2 separate regions of the Mus musculus genome follow, and region 1 is linked to region 2. Evidence: chromatin contacts called from ENCODE Hi-C or POLR2A ChIA-PET data. All regions are on one chromosome and are shown on one strand. The core of a region is the stretch at or near the end of the contact, and the rest is flanking DNA. Distances in the headings are between cores, read along the strand shown.

Region 1 (2,797 bases), core at 241-2,740, 360 kb after region 2:
GAGATAAGAAATTACCAGTGTATCACTGAAGCTACTTTTAAAAAAAATCTGACATTTCAATGCTTGTATTTTTATGCTTATTTGAATTTATTTACTATATTAAAATATCACTCATTTCTATGAAAGGGTTTTGGTGTCCCTTTAAATTTTGCCCTGAGAGAATGGCTCACTCCCCTCCTCTTTTTTTTTTTTTCCATTTTTTATTAGGTATTTCGCTCATTTACATTTGCAATGCTATACCAAAAGTCCCCCATAGCCACCCACCCCCTCTCCCCTACCCACCCACTCCCCTTTTATGGCCCTGGCGTTCCCCTGTACTGGGGCATATAAAGTTTGCGTGTCCAATGGGCCTCTCTTTCGAGTGATGGCCGACTAGGCCATCTTTTGATGCATATGCAGCTAGAGTCAAGAGCTCCGGGGTACTGGTTAGTTCATAATGTTGTTCCACCTATAGGGTTGCAGATCCCTTTAGCTTTTTTGGTACTTTCTCTAGCTCCTTCATTGGGGGCCATGTGATCCATCCAATAGCCGACTGTGAGCATCCACTTCTATGTTTGCTAGGCCCAGGCATACTCTGACAAGAGACAGCTATATCAGGGTCCTTTCAGCATAATCTTGCTAGTGTATGCAATGGTGTCAGCATTTGGAAGCTGATTATGGGATGGATCCCCGGATATGCTAGTGTCTACATGGTCCATCCTTTTATCTCAGCTCCAAACTTTGTCTCTGTAACTCCTTCCAAGGGTGTTTTATTCCCACTTCTAAGGAGGGGCATAGTGGTCACACTTCAGTCTTCATTTTTCTTGTCACTCCCCTCCTCTTAACCCCAGCAGCCTCAAGTTATTCATTTGTTCATTCATTCATTCATTCATTCATTCACTTTATACCCAGTCATGTGTTCCTCCTCTGGGCCATGGCTGGGCACTGGGGGAGGGGAACAGACACAAAACATCACTTGCTCTGAAGACAAGATGGGAAGAAAACAGGGACTCTAGGGCAGGACAGAAAAGGGAAAGCCAAAGCTGACAGCCAGGGATCAAGACTGCTCCCACTGCCTACTGACTGTTGTCAACTTAGGTTTTCCATGTCAATGGCATACCCTCAAAACCTTTCTGGTTTGTAGGTCCTTCTAGAAAAATACCCCAAGGTGTCTCAAGACTTGAAGAGGCCACCTGTAGCTGATTTGCATAAGGCCACATGCTAAGAAGTGGTGCCCTCAAGGTCCTCCCCAGCTCTGCCTGGCTCTGGGCACATGCTTGCAGGGAGGTGGTTATTGCCCTCTGTGTCTGCTTCCTCCAGAGGAGTCAGGGAGGGGTGTGGAGGAGACCATTTCAGGCTGAGACCTGAAGGGCACATGAGAGCTGACTGGGAGATGGTGGGGAGCGAGCTACTCTGGCAGAACTAAATGTCGTGAGTATTATCAGAGGCTAATGTCCACAATTCTGAGAATCAGGCGAAGCTGCTTGCGAAAGGGCACTGGCAACTTCCTCAATCTGCTCTCTGTTTCCTCCAGATGGGGCACAGATAAATAGGAAGAGCCTGCAACTCACTGGCACTTGGAGGCTCCCGAAGGAGGCTGCCTGTCGCCCAAGCACAGAGGTAAGTGGCTGGCTTCCTGATGCAGAGCTGAGGGTGGGCGCAAAGCAGGGGCTGTGGGGGTCTCCAGGGTGGAAAAGGACAGGATAAGACAGGGCTGGGGTAGCGTATTCCTCAGACTTGATCTCTCTAGAAAGACTAGGTCTCAGACTCCAAGTCAGTGAGTGGAGGAGGGGCACCCCGGAGCATTGGAGCTGGGAACAAAGTTAGAACTCTGGAAGAGGTACGGTTAGGATACGCTCTGGGGCTGTGGGACTCCGGGAGGACACAGCTTTATCACTGGAGGTCTGGTGGCAGGGAGGACTCCCCTAAAGCTCTATATCGGGCTAAGCACTGTGTTCCTTCTAACTTTGCCATCCATATGTTACTTAATTCCCTGTCCTGAGCTTCAGGTCACACATCTGTGGGACAGGGTGAGTGGGAGACATGGCTTCCTCTGTTTCAACTAGAAATGGAGGACAGAGAGAGGAGAAAGAGAGGGGGTAGAGAAAATTTACCTACAAGGATGACGAAGTGTTGGGGACAGAACCAGAGATGTAGAACCTCCCTTGGTACTGGGTGTAATTTGACAATCTTACTTGGGAAGTGCCCAGAGATATACCAGATCATCCAGCTCTGTTTTTCTCTTTCTCTGTCTCTGTCTCTGTCTCTGTCTCTGTCTCTCTGACTATCTCTTTCTCTCTCTATGTGTGTGTCTGTTTCTGTCTCTCCAACTCTGTCTCTCTCTCTTTCTTTGTCTCTCTCTGTCACAAACACACACACACGCACACGCACACGCACACGCGCACACGCACACACACACACACACACACACACCATACTGTGCTCTGAAATCACCACAGATGATTTGGGTCCAGATGTGTCGCTTCTGTACCTAGTGTGCCGGAAGGTAGGTGTCTCATCACATAGCTAGGGACCAGTCGCTCTCAGACAGGGACACAGACAGCCCCTCTGCTGACAGAGACCACTGTCATGTCTCACAGATCATAAACTAACCTGTCCATATATCCCACATGCTGTATTCCAGAGGTCATGCATATGTGCGACAGAAATCTCTGTGATCTGTTAAGCAAAGAATTTGCCTGAGGTTCAGGCCCCTGCCTCTGCTCACGCCCAGCACATAGGGCCTTTGAACCTGATCTGGCAATGGAAGGAAAAGGCACCTCCACTCACTTCTTTGTAGTGCAGCGTCTCCCCTTTC
Region 2 (2,700 bases), core at 55-2,554:
GCTTTGGCCCCGCAGTATATAGTATATACCACAGCTCATTTTAGGAAAGTAAAAGCTAATAGCTGTATAATCCAGGGGCTTGCTGGACACTTCCCATCAAAAACCAAAGCAAACAACAAAAGGAAAAAAAAAAAACCCATGCATTGACCACACACAAGAAACCTGAAATTGTCCACCATTAGAGCTCAGTAGCCTCTCCTCCTCCTCTGACACACGGAAGCTGGTGATACTTAGGTGACACGGACAAGAGTAAACCCAGGAGCTTCACCCTCCAAATATGAACGTATGCTAAGTTGTAGGAAGAACACGGGGTTGTGGGAGAGAGGGTGAGGTGGTGGTGGTGGGGTGTGGTGGCCTTCAAACAGCTGACATGAAGTAAGAGGCCCCAGGATGTTGGGGTGCTGTGCTGGACGCTTTACCACCGACTGCTACCACACACCCCATCTTTGAGACACAAAGCTAGCTCTGCTAACTTAAGGAGTCCATCTGCCCATCCCTTCAAAAAGTTTCCAAGGCTGTCTACTTAGGCCCGACCTCCTTCTGGTTATACTGTGGGTAGCTGGCAGCCTGACCACCTGGGGCTTTAAGCCATACCCAACAGGCTGCCCCCAAAGCAACTGTAAACTTGAGTTGTCACAAGTTCAAGATGGCTCAAGGCCTGATGTGCATCATCATCTATCTCCCTGGATGGACAGGGTTTGGTCCTTCGGCTACTGCACACGTGAATCAGAAAGAAAGCAGTAGGGGAAAAGTAAAACGGCGCGACAGCTGTATTGGCCACAATACAGTGTGGGTCACTGGGGACACTACAGGTGGGGGCCATTAACTCCTGGGCTCCGTTTCCGATCAGAGCTGGAACCTACTCTCAGCCCCCCATTTCGGAGCACAGAAACAATCTGTTCGAACCCCTAGAGGAGGCTACGTCGCCCCACAACCCACCCCACGGCGCTGAGCAGAGCGCCGAGCGAGGGATCCACACACAAGGTCCGGTGTCCTGCATTCTGAGTCGTGCCTGGGACCACCGGGGGCCAATTCCCGCCCCGCCCAGCGGAGGGGCACAGGCGACAGGACGTAAAGGAAGGCTCTTCCGGGAGCTCCCGAAGCCACGTCTAGCCCAGGCTGGCTCGCGAGGTCCGCAGGGTCCCACGAAACAAGCCGCTCACCTGCAAAAGCCTTCACGGGCCCGGATGGCGACAGATGGCCCGGGGAAAAAACTGCGATTGCCGGGATACTCCGAGGAGTCAAGGCAGGAGGGAAGATGCGCGCGCAGGGGCCGGTGCCGTAAACGGCGACCAGCGCTGTCGTAAATGGCCCTACCACTTCCTTCTTAGTCAGCGGAAAAATGTCAAGCCGTAAAGTGAGACACAACCGGAAGTGTGTCACAGCTCTCGGCTTTAAAAAAAAAAAAAAAAAAAATCCTCGTTCGCCCCTGAGGTGCCAGACACAAGTGAGGGGATTACGTCAGTGGCGTCTGGGGACGCCCGGAGAGGTTCAGAACTGAATCGTGGTCACGCTCGGGGCCAGAGAAGCCGGGGCGGGGAGTCGGAGCTGTCCCCGCGGTGTCCCATAATGCTTCGCGCCAGGCTCGCCTCCTCTGCCTCCCACAATGCCCCGCCGCGCTCGCTGGCCCCAGCGTGGTCGTCGGTCTGGCTGATCGTTATCTGGAGAGTGGCCCGGCGCGTTTCGTGTGCTTGTCACTTGTGGCCCCAACGCAGGGTGGCAAATGACCTGCCTAGTCCGGGTTGCTAGAGCTTCGGGGTGCCCGCTAGGACTCAAACCTTTGTCCCACAGGTCACAAGCGTCTTTCAACGGAGATTTCTGGTCGCTATTTTTTAAAGCAGATTTAGAGTGCCTCGCTCTAAATCGATATTCAGATCGGGGCTATCCAAGCTACGTCTTAATTGATCATCACAGTTCACAGGGTGCGGGTCAGTGTGACCTCTTGGCGTCTTCCACCCCCTGCAGCCGTCTGGAAAGAGACTCGGGATGGGCGTTTTTTAAAAAGCTGGTCCCTTCTGCCTGCTGTTTATGTTTCCTTGATAGTTTCTCAGCAGATCTCCTTGATTAGAAAATACATCTTTAAAAAAAGAAAAAAAAAAAACATCTTAGATACATGTGGTGTCCAGGGTCAGCCAAGTGTAGTTTTATGGCCTTCATATCTGACATCTCTCTCCCCTCCTCCCTTAATGAAACTGGAAATGCTAGATAATAAATTGTAAAATAAATGGTTGTCAAAGGACATTTCCACATTCGGGTCCTTACCGTGGATACCACTGGGATGAATTTGATCAGGTGATTTGGCCTCTACCTGTGTTGGAAATGGTAATGTTGGTGGGATTACCCATTTCACTAATTTACCAATGAGCTTGCCTTCCCGTTTCCCCAATTTGTGTTCTCAGGATTTGGTGGGTCCTGCTGGGTCCTCGTCATTAACTTAAATTTCCCACCACATTGGGACTAGCCTGTCTGTGTTGTAACTTCAGCCGTACCTGAGTGCTGTCTGCCCTCATAGTACCATCTCCCTCATTGTTCGAACCATTCATACTCCCAGTGGGTTGCTCCTCAGGATGCTCAAAGCTCTTCCCACACTTCCGAGGGAAGATGTGGCCTGACATCTCCCTGCCCTTCTGAACAACCTCTGCTCTGGCCACCACGACCCTGCTCTCATTCCTCTCCCAGCAGGTCCCACACTTGCTGTAC

What was found. A loop is a pair of places that touch in the nucleus more often than their neighbours do. ChIA-PET counts read pairs that join two places held with the same protein, here RNA polymerase II (POLR2A).
Region 1: a loop to region 2 is called in a map of CH12.LX, with 3 times the contacts of the local background. The contact joins the promoter of Csf2rb here to the promoter of Eif3d in region 2. A Hi-C loop is called at or near these places in 3 of 37 maps with a recorded cell type or tissue (CH12.LX and left cerebral cortex). POLR2A ChIA-PET finds 5 or more read pairs at or near these places in 1 of 5 experiments (Patski).

The regions. Positions count from the first base shown.
Region 1 is chr15:78,324,500-78,327,296 of GRCm38, forward strand. Csf2rb (colony stimulating factor 2 receptor, beta, low-affinity (granulocyte-macrophage)) reads left to right here and starts at 1,491. Exons shown (of 14, transcript NM_007780.4): 1 at 1,491-1,599.
Region 2 is chr15:77,969,520-77,972,219 of GRCm38, forward strand. It overlaps Eif3d (eukaryotic translation initiation factor 3, subunit D), which reads right to left and starts at 1,305. Exons shown (of 15, transcript NM_018749.2): 1 at 1,164-1,305.